4 separate regions of the Mus musculus genome follow, and all the other regions are linked to region 1. Evidence: chromatin loops called from intact Hi-C (ENCODE). Cell type or tissue: left cerebral cortex. All regions are shown on one strand.

Evidence for each region. A loop is a pair of places that touch in the nucleus more often than their neighbours do. Peaks named below come from ENCODE experiments on the same cell type or tissue, not always from the same donor. Only the 100,000 strongest peaks of a DNase experiment are listed, where the experiment ranks them.
Region 2: a loop joins it to region 1, with 2.9 times the contacts of the local background. A loop is called at or near these places in 21 of 42 quality-filtered maps.
Region 3: a loop joins it to region 1, with 4 times the contacts of the local background. A loop is called at or near these places in 4 of 42 quality-filtered maps.
Region 4: it touches region 1 in a loop (3-fold over the local background); 5 of 42 quality-filtered maps call a loop at or near these places.

The regions. Positions count from the first base shown.
Region 1 is chr13:22,048,080-22,053,079 of GRCm38, reverse strand. n-TSgct5 (a tRNA gene) reads left to right here and starts at 2,313; the gene lies at 2,313-2,394. In left cerebral cortex, a CTCF peak has its summit at 1,955 (motif pointing right); DNase peaks (open chromatin) are centred at 2,019, 2,285 and 3,104; H3K4me3 peaks cover 2,052 bases; H3K27ac peaks cover 1,467 bases.
Region 2 is chr13:23,398,797-23,403,796 of GRCm38, reverse strand. n-TAagc12 (a tRNA gene) reads left to right here and starts at 2,930; the gene lies at 2,930-3,002. n-TVaac2 (a tRNA gene) reads left to right here and starts at 2,652; the gene lies at 2,652-2,724. In left cerebral cortex, a CTCF peak has its summit at 1,974 (motif pointing right); DNase peaks (open chromatin) are centred at 1,971 and 2,885; H3K4me3 peaks cover 1,423 bases.
Region 3 is chr13:23,266,660-23,271,659 of GRCm38, reverse strand. It overlaps n-TIaat15 (a tRNA gene), which reads left to right and starts at 1,144; the gene lies at 1,144-1,239. It also overlaps the pseudogene Vmn1r-ps135. In left cerebral cortex, a CTCF peak has its summit at 2,418; DNase peaks (open chromatin) are centred at 1,095, 1,773 and 2,414; H3K4me3 peaks cover 1,172 bases; H3K27ac peaks cover 706 bases.
Region 4 is chr13:23,282,347-23,287,346 of GRCm38, reverse strand. The region is part of intron 1 of 4930557F10Rik (RIKEN cDNA 4930557F10 gene); the gene reads left to right. Gm40832 (a long non-coding RNA gene) reads left to right here and starts at 601. Exons shown (of 2, transcript XR_873169.1): 1 at 601-1,545; 2 at 2,556-3,024. n-TVaac4 (a tRNA gene) reads right to left here and starts at 1,946; the gene lies at 1,874-1,946. n-TAagc10 (a tRNA gene) reads right to left here and starts at 1,698; the gene lies at 1,626-1,698. In left cerebral cortex, no CTCF peak of the experiment used is centred here; DNase peaks (open chromatin) are centred at 1,083, 1,254, 1,724, 1,900 and 1 more place; H3K4me3 peaks cover 2,010 bases.

The DNA of each region.
Region 1 (5,000 bases):
TGCTGCTGCTTTGTTTTGTTTTTGTCGAGCATACATGTGCCTGTAATCCCAGTGCGGGGGAGGAAGAGACAGGTGGATCTAATCACTGCGACCTAGCCTGCTTGGAAAGCTCCAAGTCCCAGTGAAACCCTGTCTCTAGGAGAAAGGTGGACGGTTTCTAAGAAACGACACTAAAGTTGTCCTCTAGTCTCGTCTTGCATGCAAACATAAGTGCAGCCTCACATACAAAAACAAACACAGAAGCCGGGCAGTGGTGGCGCACACCTTTAATCCCAGCACTTGGGCAGAGTGAGTTCCAAGACAGCCAGGGCTACACAGAGAAACCCTGTCTTGGAAAAAAAAACAACAACACAGAAATGGGAGCAAATGCCTGTAATCCCAGCTCACAAGTTGCAGGCCAGAAAAGACCCTGTCTATAAATTAATAAATTATTTTAACTCCAAGTAGTGAAAATCTTTGCCACTACTAAAGGAAAAGAAGACCACTTACATATATTTTGAAGCAACTGAAACTTTAGAACGTGCAATTAGCTCTGCTCAGAACTTTTAAATGTACATTTAAAGTGAGAAGTAAAGTATAAGAAAAGGATTCTGCTAAGATAAAGGAAGAAAGGTCACGACTGCTCCACGAAGAAAATTACTTGTTGGAAGAGAGTAAAGGATAGGTTCTTCTTGGTACAAAACAAAACAGTAAGACTGAGCCCCGAGACCAAGACCATGGGAAGCTGCAGAGCTGAGGCAGGACTGTTGGAACCAAGGGGTCATGCCACAAAGCCGCAACGTAAAGGCTCTTCATGGAAAAAGAAAATAACTATTCTTTGTGACTCTTGAATTCACAAAAACAAGCACAAAGATATTAGTGCACCCTTAAGGAAGAGAATCCTAACTGAACACAGTTAGCACCTGTTCACCCCACTCCCCTCACCCCACCCCTGATGTTCAGCAGTGACTGATTTGCCAGGACCCTGTGAGACATCCCTCTGACCTGTCCCTTCCATTTTCAGTTTAAGCATGGGGTGATCAGCTACTAACTTCCTCATCTGACCCATGAATGTAACTCCCTGGTCACCTTTGGTACTTTCCTCTGAAATCTCTCCCTTAAAAACCTTGCTTTCCGATGTTAGAGAAAAGATTCTGTGTGGTTAAGAGCCTTCTTGCTTTTCCATAGGACCCGAGTGCAGTTCCCAGCACCCGTGTCATGTGACACAACTCTAGCTCCAGAAGATCCCACGCCCCTTTTTTCATTTTTTTATACCCCCGCATTTACACTCACAAAAATAAACAAATAAATGAATAAGTAAATATAAATAAATATTAAAAAGGAAGGGAGGGAGGGAGGGAGGGAGGGAGGGAGGGAGGGAGGAAACACGCAGGAAGGTCTGTGGCTCCAGCACTGGGAAGCCTGAAGCACGAGGGCTGTCACCAGTTTGAGTTCAGTACAGGCTACACCCCTGTCTCTACAACACAAAAAGCAATGCAAAACAACGTTTTGCTTTTAACTCATTTTCAAAGGAACATTTATGGTTTGGATTAGTCAGTAATTTCTATCCATTATCTCTATTCTATTCATTATCCATTTCCTATCACAAACAAAAACGTCTTAACTTGTAATATCCACCTCTTTCCTTCCAGAATCCTCCTTGTCTCCCTCCTCTGCCTGTTCCTCTCTTCACGCGCGCGTGCATGTGTGCCTGTGTGTGCTTATGTGTGCCCGTGCTTTCTCAAGCACCACGTTCCTTTGAAAATCAAATGCGGGATAGACAAGCCAGAAATCAAGGTCTCTCCGTGCCGACGGCCTGGGAAAAGACGCCAGGGATCAAGTCCTAATAAGAAGAAAACAGCGGATTCTGAGTACTGTCTACTCTAATCCAGCGACCACTTTTCCAGGAACTAGCTCCCCGGAGATCTGCGGCGAGTCACCGGGGTGGAAATCCGCACAGGTCACGGGCTCCAGGGGGCGCTGCGGGCAGCGAGGCATGGCCCACCTCTGTCTCGCCCGCCTAGCCACGCCCACCACCGTCTTCTGCACCGCCACATCCTCCGACCTCTACTCGGAGGGACCGCCCAGGATGCTCCTTCCGGATGTTCCCGTCCAGATCACGACTTTTCTGAATGCAGCGAAAGCACGCACATCCCAGTTCCTTTTGTTGTTGTTTTTTGTTGTTGGGGTTTTTCGCCCCTCACATTTTCTTCCTTTCTAGGTCATTCCTCTACGCACAAGCCATATGTCCACGACTGCTCCCAGTGAGCACTACCTTGTGGCCCGGCGCCTCTAAACTCTGACCGAGCCACGTGGCTCCTTCTGCATGCTCTGACGAGGTGGCCGAGTGGTTAAGGCGATGGACTGCTAATCCATTGTGCTCTGCACGCGTGGGTTCGAATCCCATCCTCGTCGGTCTGGGTCTTTTATTTAAGAATGAAGATCTATACGTAATTGTAAATTCAAGTCTAGTCAGAGATTTTACATTTAACTATGAACCCAATTCTCATTTGCTTCTATCAGCGTGGTTTCAGCATATTAAGTCTTACTATGCTCTGTTTGGCTTTTAACCATTGTGTTTCGCTTGGTGTCACCTGTGAGCGAAGTGTCTGGATGATTGTTTTAATGCACTTTCTCCTGGTGAATTCGTTCCTGACCACCGTAAGAAAAACTAAAAAATCGAGGTGAGAACAGAGAGAAGAGAAAGAAGGGCAAGGAAAGGAGACCCAGATGAAGCTGAAGTCCGTTCTTTCCCTCACTCTATTACTTTAGTTTCATTTTTGGCATTTTCATTAAGTCCCTCTTTTAGAAATCAACATGACTACGAGCACTGAAAAATGAAAGATCAGAGCGCGTACACACACGAGAACCATCATACCAGACTGGAATCATTACTGCTTAGATACTTTGTACATAATGAAACATAGGCTGTATTTTCACATGTATTTTGGAGGATCTACTAAGAGTGGCTAGCATCTTGCAAATTCCATTTTCTAATCATGCTTTCATTTACTATCAATTTACCAGTCTTTAGGATTACTAGCTCCCCTTCCTCCAAGCTGAGGAAACATCTTGTTAGAACAATGAAAAAGAATGTAAGAAGAGATGCTAAGGTGGGGGGAGGGGCTGCTGTGAAACACTGCCTAATGGCCACAGCGTGGATGCTCTGCAGCTGTGGTTACCCGCGCAAGATCAAAGCGCTTAAAAATACCAGCGCAGAGGGGGAAAGAGGCTACAGAGGCTGCAGCCCCAGCTGATGATTGAGTGCTGGGGAGAGTCACATTTTGTTGAATGGGAGGGGCCACTAGCGTATGACCCACAACCACGTGTATATAGGGAACAAATTAGATCAAAGATTAAAGAAATTTAAAAAAATGATTTTTTAAATCATGAAGATGAAAGGCACATGTATGGGGAGGGCGTTTCTGAGAAGATTTAGATGGGGTAGTGAGATCAAAATACATTGTATGCATGTTTGAAAATTTCAAAATATACATAGTTTGAGAAAACTGAAAAATTATTAAATAATCATAAACTTAAAAAATACACTGAAATGTATGCTAATATAAAATAGCCATGTAATTATCTCAGAACAGCGTCTACTTCTTTGCATTTATGAAATTCCTGTTTTACACAATAGGCTTATATTTAATTTTTAGAGATGTTGTTGTTGTTGATTGTTTCTTTGTTGTTTGGGACTGGAACTCTCTACATAGCCCCTGCAACCCTGGAACGCACTGTGGTAGACCAACTTGGCCTTGGGCTTGACTCTGCCTCCAGCTTAAAGGTGAGTGCAACCACACATGGCAGACTTTTCTTTTTAAGTTTTGGTTTTAAAACACCACACAGGCCAAACAGTTCACAAAGATGAAGCAATCTCAAGGCAAGCACCTGCATAACCTTCACAAAGGCATCTAGAGCCTCCTCCAAGCCAGCCACTAACCCAACTTAAACTTTCATCATTTCTTTGCAGTTTTTTTTTTTTTTTTCCCGGTTTGTTTCTTTTTTGTTTTTTGAGACAGGGTTTCACTCTGCTGCCCTGGAACTCTGTAGACCAGACTGACCTCAAGTCAGAGATTTGCCTGCCTCTGCCTCCCCAGTGCTGACATTAAAGGCGTGTGCACCACACCCACCTCTTTACATTTTCTTATCACCAATGTTTCACTCTTAACATTAATGCTTACCCATCTCCATAATTTATATAACTAAAACCTCACAGTTTAAAATATTTATTATCTTCCAATTTCTGAGGACCAGAATGCTAAAAAGAGGGTAAGCTAGCTGGACCCTTCCTGCCTCAGCTTCCCTCCCAAAGCTCATGTGACAGCAGCAGAAGTGTTAGCTGTGCTCTGGCTGGAGTGCAGCAGGATTGGCTTGGTCATAATCGCTGACCTGGTTTTTGACAGGATGTTAGGTATTCTAGATAGCTGTGGTCTGGAGGCCACCTCCACTGAAGGTCATTTGAGTTCTATGCAGGCAGCTTACAATGTAGTGACTTGTTTTATAAGAGCGAGCAAGCTGTAAGACACAGAAACAGGGACAAAGATCACTTTCACTCATGACCTAACTTAAGGAGTAACAGGCTGTAAGGGTCCATGATTTGCCAAAGAGTGATACCCCAGACTCAAATAGTTTGCAACAGCAAAAAGCAGAAATTCAGCAGAAATTCCTGCATGCAGGGGTCTCCTCATTTAAGAATGGAGACCCCCGGTGGACTCAAAGGCCCAGCTTTTACTGTCAGTTAGGGGAATTCCAGGGAGGGGTGTGTTCCCTTTTACCTTGACTGATCAGCTCTGTCTATAAGGGTCTGATTGGTTAGGGCTCTGGAGACTTCCCAGGATGGTTCCTTACTCATTCTGGCTACCTATCCTTGCTCCAGGCCAGATGATGTAGTATACTCGTATTGGCTGACCAAAGCTGTGGCTGGCTGGCCACAGGTTCCTGAATCCACGTTCTTGGTCCTGGGAAACAGAAACGTAGGCCTAGTCTTCCAAACTGCCTGTTTGCAGCCTCTCAGCCTG
Region 2 (5,000 bases), 1.4 Mb before region 1:
GATTTCTGCTATCTGTTGTGTGTGTGGGGGGTGATCTGAGATTTTTTTTTTCCCTGAGTCTTTTTGGATGTGGCTAATCTCATCAGGGTGAAGTTTTCCTTCTAATGTTTTCTGCAGAGCTGGATTGGTAGATAAAAATTATTTAAATTTGGTTTTGTTATGAGATGTTTTTCTTTCCTTGTTGGTTGCAATTGACAGTTTTCATGGATATTGTCTCTCTGAGTTTGTAGATATCTGTCCAGGCCCTGCTGACTTTCAGAGTGGCCATTGACATGTCAGGTGTTATACTAATTTGCACATCTTTTTAACATTGATCTTTCTCCCTTGCAATTTTTAATATTGTTTCTCCATTCTATTTATTTAAAGTTTTGAATATTATGTGTTCTGGGAAGTTTCTTTTCTGGTCCTGTCTATTTGGTGGTCTATAAGTTTCTTCTACTTGGACAAGTACCTCCTTCTTTAGTTTTGGAAATTTTTCTTATATGATTTTTTAAAAATTATTTTCTGTGCCTTTAGTCAGATTTTCTGGATGCTTTGTAATTGGATTAAAAAACTATTTAACATTTTCTTTGACTGAACTATTCATTTATTCTACCTTGTCTTCAAATTCTCTCTTGATTATCTTGTAATCTGTTGATGAGGCTTACCTCAGAGGTTGCTGTTTGACATCCTAAGTTTTTTATTTCCAGGTTGAGTCCAGTTTAGGTTTTTCTTAGTGATTCTATTTCTATTTTCCTGTCTTGAAATGTTTTCCTCATTTTATTGTCTTAGGGTTTCTATTCTGTGAAGAGATACTGTAGTTATGGCAACTCTTAAAAAGGAAATAATTTAGTTGTGGCTGGGTTACAGTTCACAGCAAAAAGAGAGAGTGAGCCACTGGACCTGGCTTAAGCTTCTGAAACCACAAAGCCCCTTCAGTGACACAGTTTCTCCAATAAGGCCACACCTACTCCAATAAGGACACACCTACTCCAATAAGGCCACACCTACTCCAACAGGGACACACGTCCTAATCCTTTCAAACAGTGCCGCTCCTTATGAGATTATAGAGGGCACTTCCATTCAAACTACCACATTCATCCAACTGTTTGTGTTTTTACACTTCAGTTAAGCATTTTTCTTATCTTTTTAAAGGTTAAGGTCCTTAAACACATTCATGATTACTATTTTAAAGCCCTTGTCTTATGCTTTTTGTATATATTGCATTTCTCAAGGCCTGTTTCAATAGGGTTACTGGCTTCTCGGGAAGGCATATTGTCTTGCCTGTCCATGTGGCAGAGAAGTTATGATACTTGAGGTGTTTCTTGGTGAAGTTATCTGTTCCTGTCTTTATTGGGTGCGTGTCCTGTTCTTTGGTTGCCGTCGCCCACTCTGGGCCCTTGGCAAGTGAGGTGGCCGTGGGGTTCCTGGTAGAGAGGGGTCCTGTAGCTTGCTGGGTGACACAAAGGAAAGAGAAAAGAATCAGAGGGGCAGTGGGAAAGAGCTAGTGGGCCCGGGTTTGCACCGGTTCCCACAGGGTAGAGGTGGGGTGGGAGGAGGGGCTCCCGCAGGCAGGCTGCTACAGGACTAAGAGAGTAGGTCTGAATGATGAGAGATCAGAATGGAGGGCAGGAAGGAGTGAAAATTGCCTAACATGTCCCAACTCAGTGTGCTTGCTGAAGGTTCACGGTAGAAAGCTTTTCTGATCGATAGTTGACACAGGAGTAGAGACGCGCTGTGAGGAAAGGCTCAGAGGGGCTGTGGCAAAGAGCTAAGGGACCCTAGATCTCCACCAGGAGGCCCCAGGGATGTAGGTGGGGTAAGGGAGGAGGGGCTCCTGAGTCTCAGCCCAGTGTGGTCACTGGGACTCCCTGGTATAAAGGGTTTCTGTGTGTCATTGGTTGACACAAAGACAGGAAAAGCCGAGCGGATCCACAGGAAAACGCTAATAATTCTTACGTGAATGGGTATTTACATGCAGTGTCCGGAAGACGCCAGAAGAGGGCAGTAGATGCCCTAGTAGTGGAGCTGAACACGCTTATGAGCTCTCCCGTGGTGCTAGAATTCAAAGTCAGGTCCTCTGAAAGAGCAGCTAGTTCTCTAGCATGACAATTTCTTTAGAAATTGAAAATAGAGCCACAGAGGCTGCCCTCCACTGGGCATGAGGCCACAGTAGTGGAATCAAAGTGTTCCGAACATTCATGAAAACGGAGCTGTGTCTTCTGAAACAGTCACACGTTTGTATTTATAGCAGGATTGTTCCAAAATCAAGCTGCTGTTCATCAATGGACAGATGAAAACACAGCAGACACACATGGAACGTTAGCTACTCTGCCCTTTCTAGAAAGGTTCTGTCACTTTGTTCCAATGACTGGAACGAAGAAGCTGAGGACATGGTGTTAAGTGAGGTAGACCAGCCACAGAGGGACAAATTCCACAGGACTTCACTTACAAGTCCTGTGCAATCTGAGTGTTCACTTGGCACTAGAGGGGTAGAGTGGGGTTACTAAGGGTTAGGGATGGAGAGCTACCTTAGTTACTTTGATTTAGCTACTCTGCGATGCGTACATATGCAAAAAAAAAACAAAAACAAAACAAACAAACAAAAAACCATTTGCTAATCACGTTTTGAATGCATGTGTAGAAAATAGAAAAGTATATAATCTTGGGGTGTTTCCGTAGTGTAGTGGTCATCACGCTCGCCTAACACGCGAGAGGTCCCCGGTTCGAAACCGGGCGGGAACATTTTTTTTTTTTTTTTTGGTTTTTCTTACTTTCTCGTGGTTTCAGACCTTGAGCTCATTCCCTACAACTAGGAGACATGAATTTCGGCTGTGGTTGTAGCTTTTACCATCGTGTGCTCTTGGATCCTAACTATATCAAATAAATTGTTTGAATGACAGAAATTACTAGCCATAAAAGAAAGTACAAGAAGCCATCTACTATGGAGGGGGGATTAGCTCAAATGGTAGAGCGCTCGCTTAGCATGCGAGAGGTAGTGGGATCGATGCCCACATCCTCCACAGCTTTTGAACTTCTGGTCATTCTTACTAAGTTTTCTTTTGGCTCCTATGGAAGAAACGTCTGTTTTAGACTAAGTTGTTACTCTTTGCTGTCATGCTAAAAGTATAAGCTTTGGGTTTCCATTCAGCTTTCAGTGTTCTGATCGTCTAACAAATGTTTGTAAGCATTTACAAAGTTGAGTAAGAGCTTTTTCTGTGCAGGTGTAGACCTTCACCCTTAAACCTCCACATTGTGCCTGCTGTAACTTCTGTGGAACCTTCCTTGTCCATCATTTGCCAACTCTACTACTTGGGTAGGAGGTTGTTCTGAGCCCCACAGGAAGGGTGCTTCCCAAAGCCCTGCACTGCCACCACCAACATCATGTTCACAAACCTCTCCTGGGCCTGAGTGGATCGTGGCCCCCTTCTTACTAGACTCAGTTTCCCATTTCTAAGCTCTGTGTAAAAACCGAGAATCACTTTGCTGTGACTGTTTAAGGCACCTGCCCGGGTTCTCTCAAAAGCTCTCCAATGTCTACAGCATTCTCTTCCAGGTGGTTTCGAGTGCCTGTGTTCTACCCTCCTTCCTTTCCTTTTTGTTTTTACCTTCCTAAGGCAGTGTGGTATGCCCTACACTCTGTCCTGACTCCTGCCAGAGGCTCTAACTGAAAATGCTCCCTCGTGACATTCCTAGACAGGTTGGAAAACAACCATTGAACCCACCAAGGACGCTTCCACCTCGTCTTTTGAAACATCATGAGTGGACCCTCTCGAGTCGAGGATGTCTTGAGTGGACATTCTAACGCGGGGCATTCCCCTTGGAATATCCAGTACCCGGATTAGCATTCTTCTGTTGTGGAATCTGAAATGAGATGGTGGACAGTAGTTCCCTGCTGGAAAATGAAGCCGCGGGTGTACTTGCCTGGCTCTACTGCAGCCTGGGTTCACATGCCTTTCTGGTCTGGAACTGTCCTGGCAGTGACCCACAATGATAGAGCCCAGCTCTTGGGGCAGGAAACCATTAGCAGGAGCCCAGTCTAAATCAAGGCTGTGGAGGTTGGGAGATTGGGTATCTGGAGTGTTAACGAGTGAGTTACTGTGCAGACCAGGCAGAGACAGGGGAGTTGGGGCAGAGGAAGAGCTCAGTATTTGATACTCAACCTCTGCTTCCCAGTTCAGGCCTTGACACTTTCCAGCTCTGAGACCCTGAGAAAAACACTCAATCTACCTGAGCCTCTGTTGCATGTGGAAAGGGCAGATGTGTACAAGTCCTTTTACTGCCAAAACTCAACTGAACTACATGGAATAAACTCAACAAATCGTTCCTGAGAACCTTAGTTTGTGGAATGATTACAAGGGGAATGTCTCTAGTCATGTAGACTCAGACGCAAGCAGAGGATACAGAGTATCCAGCAGAATGCTGTGGCCAGAGACTGAGCTTCAGGACCATTTTCTAGTTCATTCACTCATTCAGTAAGTGAATGAAGAACCTTTCCTTGCTACTTTTCTTCCTTGGAGAGCAGAGAGGTAAGCCTCCCGAGGGAAGAGTGAGTGTGCCAGAGAAGTGAAACATGAGGTAAGGGAGGGGCACGGGGCAGTTGTACGTGAACCTGGTCCCTCAGCTCGGAGGGTCTTACTTAGATGAATCCCAGAGGGGTGTGGACACCATCGTTCTGGATGTGAAATGCAGATGTTTTTACCTTACCTTCAGATGCAGCAGTAGCTGCTAGGGTGCAAAATCCAAGAGATGCTTTGTTCTTTAAAGCTGCCGGTGGATACAGGGTGCTTGGATACTAAGACTCAACATTTCTAATTTGAAGTTGCTGGTAGGAAGGGCTATTTCTGTGCAGCTGCTGGTGGGTCAAACTCCTGACCTTGTCTTGAGGTCCAACCTCAGAGAGGGCAAGGAGACCTCCTTTTCCCACCAGGGTTGATTAGTTGTTTGTGTAGCAGGCTGACAGTGGGTGATGGGTGATAAGAATTGGGGACACACACACACACACACACACACACACACAC
Region 3 (5,000 bases), 1.2 Mb before region 1:
GTCTGTATGTATTCCTTATGAGTCTGTAGATATGAGATCATCAATAGGTAACAGCAGACTAAGTTAAAAAGATATACACTGATCAGGTGTCCCTTATCTCTAAGATGCACAGTTTGCTTAATATACTCAAATCAATGTGATAAAATAACAGAATGAAAGCAAAATTCTTTGACCATAGATGCTGAAAAAGGTCATTTAACAAGGTTCAGTATCCATTCATGACTAAAATAAAGTCATAACAAAGAATAGAAGAAAATTATTTCAATACATTAAAGTCCATTCATGAAAAGGCACAGCTAACATCGTAACTAATGGAAAAATGTTAAAGGATTTTCTTGTAAGACTTGAAACAAGATGAATGTCCATTCTTGACAGCCTCCCCCCCCCCCCCCCCCCAGTTTATCACTAGCAAGAATAGTTAGCAATAAAAATGAAAGGAATCCAAATTGGGTTTAGAGAGAAAGAAAAACAAGCCTGTTTCCTGATAACAGGTAGAAATCTGTGATGGCTCTACCTACCACAAAGATGTAAGAACAAACAACTTTAATAAACATTCAGGATACAAAATGAACACGAAACGCTTTGAGTTTTTATAGTAATGTGATCTATCAGATGGAGAAAACAATCCCATTTAAAAAGTCTTAACACAGCTATATCACACACACTTCTCCTATAGGCTCAGGGAGCATGAAAGAAGAGGGAGCAGAAAGGCCAGAGACCGCATAGAATCAGCGTGACAACAGTTTTCCCAATAGGAGAACTACAGCAGGCATGAACTCACTGCTGCTGTGATTATTATCAGTTAATGGCTCTGGAACCAAGTTCCTCGGTTTCTCTAGCATGTGTTAGACCAGATCAGGGCAGAAGGAAAAAACCGCATCTTTGAGCAATCCGGTTTGCCAGGGCTGCGCATCTTCCCAGGGAGCATCCTTTCACGCCAAGGTGGAGGGGAGGGGAAAGGCTTTGGGACCGCGCAGATTGCTGCCTCATACCGGGTCGCCAGGGCTGTAATAGCCGCTTGGTGCGGGTATCAAAGGACTTGCAACTGGATGCATAGCTGGGTATGCACCCACACCACAGTATAGCGAACGGTGGATGTTCTACGTAGGCCGTGTAACGAGTGACCAGGAGTGTCCTACGGATGCTCCAGTGGCGCAATCGGTTAGCGCGCGGTACTTATACAACAGTGTGTGCGCGAGAGCGATGCCGAGGTTGTGAGTTCGAGCCTCACCTGGAGCATTGTTTTCATAGAGCCGTCAGGAGCCCAATCAGCAGTTACGAATTAATTTTAGAATCAGCATTTAATTATTCTTAGAATCACATGACTACTGATTGCGTTAGACAGCTGCCTTCCCTGTCTTCCTATCATGCGCTGGCTTAGGGAAAAATATAGTAGGATTATGGTGGCAGCTTCGGCTATTTTTAGAATCCAGAAAGACTAATGATTTCAACGGACCACCGCCTTCCCTGTCTTGCTCCCATGCTTTGGTTTGGGGGAAAATACAGTAGGATTACGATAGCAGGTTCAGCTTCTCTTTTGCTTTGTTTTGTTTTGATTTTTGTTTATTGTTTATTGTTTTTTTCCCCCAGCGCAAACGAAAAGTCACATGACAGCGGTGGTGGAATGGAAAGATGGAGAGAGAATCTGTGTTCAGCTTCCTGGGAATCTCGAACTAGTTTTAGATTGTCTGTAACGGGCTGCTTTTCCTCTTTTGTAAATCTATTCATATGCTTTTAAATGTTGTGATACATTAGAACTCTAGGACAGCCGGGCGTGGTGGCACACGCCTTTAATTCCAGCACTCGGAGGCAGAGCCATGCGGATATCTGAGTTCGAGGCCAGCCTGGTCTACAAAGTGAGTTCCAGGGCTACACAGAGAAACCCTGTGTGTGTGTGTGTGTGTGTGTGGGGGGGGGCAACAACAACAAAAGAACTCTAGGACAAAGCATGCTGTAGTTGTCCCTCTCTAGCATTTGAGAATTCTCCTAGCTTCTAGATCAGCTCCAGGTACATAGCAAAATCCGGTTTATTTTATTTTATTTTATTTTAATTACTGGAGTAAAACAATCCCTGTTGCATATATACCTTTAGTTCAGGCAGAATGAGGGTAGAATGCAACGCCTTCCATTAATGTGCACTCCGACAGTTAATAACAGGTCATCTCTGCAGATCGGGATAAACAGGAGGTGAGCAGTTTACCATCCTCAGAACTGCTTCTATGATTGGCATCATGGAGTCATGTGCCACCATGGAGCCTTTGTACAAGGAGAGAATAAAATCTACCCAGTAAAAAAAAAAAAAAAAGTCTAGCCCCTCCCCAAAAATCTACCAATGAAAAAGGAACAGGTTATACTAAAGGAGAACAGTCTGGTTGCTCTGATTTCTGGACAGGAACTGCTTACAACAACGAATCTGGGACGTTAGAGGGAGCACTTGTGACATTTATATACACAGCCACAGACCATTGCTCCACCTATGAAACTGTGGGGGTGAAGAGAGAGAGAGGAGAGAGAGAGAGAGAGAGAGAGAGAGAGAGAGAGAGAGAGAGAGAGAGAGAGAGAGAGAGAGAGAGAACCATTTAATTATATTTGGAGGACAGCATATAACAATATCCACTTTAATTCCAGATCTGTTCATGCTGTTGTAGCAAAGCTAGTTGGAACTTGACAGAAAATTAAAGATATAAAAGAACTTGCCATAATGTCTGTGGCTTGAGCTTTCTCCACAGGGTTGTCCTGGGACTGATGGTGACAGCCTGGTCCACGCTGAGGAGACAGGTAAAATACTCAGATACTATTGGAGACTGCAGAGAATAAATGCACACACACACTGTGGTCCAAAGGTCATTTGGGGCCATGTGTCCTCTCCCTCCCCGGCCTGGGTAAAAGGAGCAGTGCCAGTGATAGTGGGTCCAGTGCACTGCTGCATAGGGGAGCAGTGGTTTGCGAGGAGCTGTTGACATTATATTAGAAATGCTTCTCTGCACTTTTGCCCCTTTACTCTGGCTTTGCTCATCTGTTTATTAAAATTACACTTTATGGATGAGCAGGACTGTTTACCTCTGTATTCCAGCACTTGGGAGGCAGAGGCAAGAGGACTGCAACTCTGAAGCCAGTCCGTTCCTACTTGTGAGACTTTGTGTCCTGTGTTTCTTTAAAGGAAAAAATAAAATAGCTATATGTCCTTCCATGCATATGAGTAAAATTTAAAACCAGCATCATTTTATAAATCACATAAAGTTCATTTTTGTGGCTGGATGCATATGGATTTCCTTTTTACCGTTGTCCTTTCCTGCTCTCCTCTTTCTCCTTCCCATAGATAGGTGTGCATTTTTCCTGTATCCACCCCCACTTCAGATCAGGGTCTCACTCTTCCCCGTATTAATACTTGATCAGGTCATGCCATATGCCAGTAAATAGGTCCTTCCATTTCACCTAGGCATAAATATGCCTAGTTATAGGATGCCATAGACACTCAAACGAGTTCCTTGGCATCCATTTTTTTTTTTTTGAGACAGGGTTTCTCTGTATAGCCCTGGCTGTTCAGGAACTCACGTTGTAGACCAGGCTGGCCTCGAACTCAGAAATCCGCCTGCCTCTGCCTCCCAAGTGCTGGGATCAAAGGTGTGCGCCACCACCGCCCGGCAAATGTGTAGCCCAGGCTGGCCTCGAACTTGTGATCCTCCTGCTCTGCCTCCTTCAGCAAATCCTACTGGCATGTGCCACCACAACCGGCCAAATTTTTTAGAAAAAGGAGTATGATTTAAATAATTTTGTGGTGTATGGGAATATAATCGCCCCTCTTTTTTTTCTAGGAAGATATTGTTTTAAAGTTCCATGGGTCTGTTCCACAAAACCTTGTCCTTGAGGATTATAAGCAATCACAGTAATATGGGTAACATTAAATTGTCAACAAAACATCTCAAATGCTTGTCTGCAATAGCCAGTTCCATTATCTGTCTTAATCTGATTTGGAACAACCAGCATAGAAAAACAATGTATCTTGCGCGCGCTCGCCTGGCCAGGAAGAACGACGCTGCAACAGGATCCTTCTGCACACGTTTATTGGGAGAGCTTGATCGTAGAGGCGAAAAGACCCCGAGCCCAGAACTGGTGCTGCTTTTATAGGCCTAGGAGGGGCGTGTCTCACACCCAGATTGGTTATGCACTAAGCCTCATTTGCATGTTCCTCATCTGATTGGCTACTCTCTCTCAGTACCTTACAGAACCTCATTATCATACCTCATTTGCATGTCTCACATCTGATTGGTTATACTCTCAGTACCTTACAGAACCTCATTATCATGCCTGGGCCAGGCAGTGTCTTGGCAAAAAACTTTACTGCATATGTACATATTGGTGTTTGTCCAATCTTATGCGTGGTGGCCAGCAGTAGTCAGTGCCACTCAGCAACGGCACATGTGGCTTCCCACATCTCCCCCTGTTTGTTTTAATAAAATGAGGCTGGACTAGGCCTGTGCAATTATGCCCATCCGCCGTGGCTCCTGTTTTAGATTGTTCCTCTAATGTCACAGCCTTACCCGTCATAGGGTAACCCTATTGCCACCGGGCCCCATGTCTTAGGTTGGACTGTGCATGAGGAAAGTTGCCCGTCTCTGGATACCGCAGTGCTGTGTGACAATAACTGCTAAATGACCTAGGGCGAACTCTGTAAAAGAGGCCAGCCAAAAAATGAATTAGTGGGGAAATCATGATCACTCTATTGATGAGCAAGGGCTGATCAATGATCGTTGAGTCTCTTTCATCCCATCTCATGCTGACTAATTCTTGAGCATAGATAACCAAATTTCAAGGGAGGAGCCGTTTTCAATAGCTAAAAGTGCCTGAGTTATAATCACCTTGTCACGTTTTTGTTGGGTTCTGAATTTGCATACCAATCAGAGCATGAACACCAGTCCACAGCATATGGCAGCACCAAACAAAATCACTCCCACCCATTCCTTAAAGTAAGAAAAAGCAGAGGTAAGCCAAGAGGTAAA
Region 4 (5,000 bases), 1.2 Mb before region 1:
AACCTCCACAGCCTTGATTTAGACTGGGCTCCTGGTAATGGTTTCCTGTCCCAGAGCTGGGTTCTATCCCCTGGAACTCTGCCAGGGCATTCCAGACCAGGCTGGTATTTAGGCCCAGGCTGTAGGAGGAAATTCTCCCGCAGAGAAAGAACAACTGAGTATGTTCTTGCCGTTACAGCTTCTGGAGGCAAGTGAGCAAATTGTTGAGACTGAGCTGCGTGTGTTTCAGCACTTCAGCAGGCAGAGAAGCCCGCAAATGAGCCGCGTGTCCCGACACTGCTGCTGTCTTACTTGTATAGGTTGGAAGAGTCTTTACCTGAGGGACAGAGGTGTCGCGGCAAATCTGCCGAGTCTGTCTCTGAATTAGAAGCTGGAGCTTCTCCTTTGCAGGCCAGCAGTTATTCTCCTCACCCTCACCCCGCTGTAGCCTGAGTCCCTAGTCTGCTGTCCGAGGCTTTACTAACTAGGACTAGTCTTCTGCTAGCAAGGCCGCCTGCTGCTTCTTTCTTCCCGAAAGGAACTGTCCCGTCTCAACTCTCTGGAGATTCTGGAGCAGAAGAAAACTAGTCCGGAATCCAGACCGTCTACGGGGACCGCCCAGGATTAAATAGTCCACATACTACAAATCAATTCAAAAGGGTCCAGCTCTAGCCGCTCTGGCAGAGGTGTCATTGATGGGTTCAATGGTTGTATCTTAGAATAGGAATATCAGGTGGGACCTTTCCCAGTTAGAGGCAGGGCTACCTACATATACATGTACTGTCTTCTGAGGCTCGAGTGTGAGGCGAGCGTGATAACCGCTACACTACGGAAACGACAACGGAACCGTTTTCTCTCATTTTACAATCCAAGTCAAACACTATAACTTTGCTAAAGTGTAGTCTCGAAGTTACAGATCCACATTAACTAAGAAAACTTTGAGAAGTGCAACGAAAATAGAGATTTAAAACGATAGAGGAGAAGCGAGAACCTGTCACAGGGAAAGAATAAGAAATGCACCTCGGGCGGAGCGGAGGAGGGAAGAGTTCACGGGAAGAAGCGCGGGAGTAGGGATTCCCGCATTGAGACGCAGCGCTGCATCACAGGGGAATCGCATGCGTGTAAAACACACAGAGGAGGTTGGGAGAGCCTGATTACCTGGAGACACCTCGAGGAGAATGTTGTAGTCGCTGGAGAGCTTTTGAGAGAACCCGGGCAGGAGGTAGAGTTTAGAAATGGAAAATTGAGACTAGTGGGACGGAAGCCACATTTCATTCAGGCCAAGAGGAGGTTGGGCCATGCGATGCTGTTGGCCGTGCAGATCCGTGAGAGCACAAAAACCCTCCAATAACGCGGGCGAGTGAGCAAAGAGATGGACAAGGAAAAGATTCCAGAGAGGCGGGCAGAGAACTTACAAGTACTAAGTGGTTTAAGAAAAGTCTAAACCTGGTTAAACAGAAGAGATTCTGCACCAGTGTCTGTGGAGTGAAGGAATAGAAACGCTCAAAAACAACTGTCAAACACACAAACTAGAGCGTGCACGATGTGGGTGTGAGAAACTGGCAAGTGAGTGTGTGATGAACCTTTTGTTTAGAGTGTGAGAGCAAAGTGTAATTTTCAGTCCTAAATCTAGTTAACATAAAAACTGGAGGATGTGGGCATCGATCCCACTACCTCTCGCATGCTAAGCGAGCGCTCTACCATTTGAGCTAATCCCCCGAGTTACAGTACAGTCTTCTTGGACTTTCATTTATGCCAAGTGCCTCCACTGTTTTGTTTTTCTTCTCCATACAAGTTACCATGTCTTTTAATGCTAAAAACATAGGACGGAGACTACTATCTTCTAACTTCTCAAAAGTGTAGAGAGTGAAACTGAGAGTTCGAAAAAAAGTAATGTTTCCGCCCGGTTTCGAACCGGGGACCTCTCGCGTGTTAGGCGAGCGTGATGACCACTACACTACGGAAACACCCTCAAGAGGGTTTTCTTCCCACTTTCTACACATAGATTCCAAGGTTTCTTAGTAAATGGTTTGATGGCATTCTTTGTATATGTATGTATCACAGGGTAGCTAAGTCAATGTAACTACCGTGGCTGTCCCCCTCCATCCCTAGGACTTGGTGATCCCACTGTTCTCTGCTATTGCCAATCGAATACAAAGATTGCACACTGTAAGCGAAGTCCGGTGGAATTTGTCCCTCTGTGGCTGGTCTACCTCACTTAACACCGTGTCCTCAGCTTCTTCGTGCCAGTGATTGCAAGTGACAAAGCCTTTTTAGAAAGGGCGGAGAAGCTAACATCCCATGTGTGTCTGCTGTGTTTTCATTTGTCCACTGATGAACGGTAGCTTGATTTTGTATCTTGCTTATTAAGAGTTATCCTGCTCTGAATGTGAAGGTGTGAGTCGCCCATAAGATGAGGATTCACTACCATGAACAGAGCAAGTATGAGCCCATGACTTTGGTAATGTTCCCTATTGCTAAATTTCTAAAGGAATTGTCATGCTTGTACTTTTAATGACTGTAATTATTTATATCCCATCAAAATGATGTAAGCATCTTCTTTTCTCACACCTCAGCCACACCAGCTCTCTTCTGTTTTTGAGGATGGATAGCAAACATTTCAACTGTGGTGCTTCTCATTCTGCCTGCTCAGCTGTGTCTCTTCTTCCTGGTTCATTCCTCGGAGCAGCACCCTCGGTGTCTACAGTAATTGACATTACATCAACGTCTGCTTGCAGGAGGGAAGGCCTGAAGCAATGTCAGCATCAGGGAAAAGACTAACTCATGGCCTGGGTTGTGCACAGGCATCTGATCTTATGCTATTCCAAGCTGGGTGTTGAAATGGAAGCGCAGTGGGTGACTACACGATACAGTTGTGTTTTCATTTCTCAAGGAAGGCTCTGACTGTCCTGCTGCTTGGCACACAACTTGCATTTTGACTTTTTACCTTTAGAATTTTCTTTCCATTTTAAGTGGCTGATTATCTTTGGGGTTAGAGTTGGTGCTGGGCAAATGTCAATTAAGAATAAACATATTGACAGCCAAGCAGGGCTGGCTCCAGTCCATAAAGAAGCAGTCCTCAAAAGAATGTCCAGAACAATACTGTGTGTGTGTGTGTGTGGTTGTGTCTCACTAACCTTCGGCACTCTGACAGCCTGTCACTGACTCAAACTTTTGATCAGTTAGATCAGAGGATTGGGACATAAGGTTCCAATACTGAGTTATGAGAGAGGTAGCCTAGGAATCTTTCAGCAACCAATGGCTTAAACAAAGTAGTTTTATTATCACACCCACAAATCTGGAGACAGAAGTGACAGTGGTTACTGCAGCGTCTCCTGATGACATTGGGATTTATGCTCCTCCTGATGACCTGGGCTCCTAACGCTCACACATCAGTTCACAACTGTCAGCATCAGGATGTAAAGCCCACTGTGCACAGACATACATGAGGATAATCACCCATACACAAATTTTTTTTTTGTTAAAGATCATTTTTAAAAATGAGAGCACTCTTCCTTATATTTAACCTGCATTAGGCTGTAACTAATTTCCCGGGATAGCCATCACATAAACTAATCCATAACCCATATTGTTAACTGAGATCCAGTAAGTATGGGTAAATGACCTTAACTGCACATGACTACACACTGCATTACAAGGAGTTAGCTAGCTTTGGCTGTAACTGCACACCACAGCTCTTACATCTAGTAATGAAGTCACAAGGTACTTTCTGAACCTGAAATATCCTAGAAACACAAAGTACAGAGTTCTTAAGCCAGTTGAAGTAGCAGGCTCAATTTGTTCCACAGGACAGGGCAGGAGCCTTAAACACCCAACTTTGGAAATTGGTAGTTTGTCTACAAAATAGCTTCCCAGTCTTATTTTGAAGCATGTTCAATAACATTTCCCTCCTCCTCCTCCTCCTCCTCCTCCTCCCCCCTCCTCCTCCCTCCTCCTCCCTCCTCCTTCTTCCTCTTCTTCTTTTTCCTCTTCCTTCTCCTCATCTTCCTTCTCTTTCTCCTTTCTTTTCCTTATTGTTTTTGAGACAGGGTCTTAACATGTAGCCCTGTCTGTCCTGGAACTATCTATGTAGACCAGGTTGGCCTTGAACTCACAGAGATGTGCCTGACTCCCAAGTACTGAGATTAGAGGTTTGTACAAAGTCCAGTCAACACTTGTTTTTATCAATGTTTCATTATTGGGCTCTAGTCACACAGAACAACCACCACAGACTAGCTGACTTTCACTCTGTTCTTACCATTGTTCCTGTAGAAGAGGCTTGATGTGGACGAGTAGGCTTACAGAGTCCCAGATGAAGATGTAAATCTGACTTTTATTACCTTTGTGACTGTTTGGATCAAGACCTTCCTGATGCTCCTTATCACTGTCACAAGTAGATGACACTCTCCAAACTGGTTGTCAAAGCAAACATCACAGGTAGTGGAGTGCAGAAAGTGTATTACTTAAGATTTTTTATAAAACCTCTCCTCACAGCAACTCACTCAAAGAGTTCGTGAACATTTATTTACCAGACTGAAACACTAAAGTGTCAAAGATAATGTTGGGTCTTCATACTGATAACACCAGGGTAAAAACATCAACAATTACTGTTAAACAGGAGGAGCTACCCCTGAGGAAGGCAGTCCATGTGATAGACCCACGGTGTGGGCTGGACTGAGGAAGGAGAATGGAGATAGGAAAAGTGGTTGGAAAGGCAGGTGGAATGGATCAATGAGGGACTCATACATTACTCAGTCTTTGTTTTCTAGGTGTGGTCTTGCACTTCTTGGTTTTCAAGCTATGTATATGTGTATACATACCCACTTTCTTGTATGGATACCATATGCTAATAAAATGTAAAACATTAAAATGATTATGTTAATGCTAGTTCATCAACATCTTTCTTGCTTATTACGTTAAATGATTTATCTCACAGATGAGAAGAAGGTAACATATAGTATTCACAGCTTGACGGTTTAGAAGATTTGAGTGCAGCAGTACTGCTAGAGGTAGATCCCAGT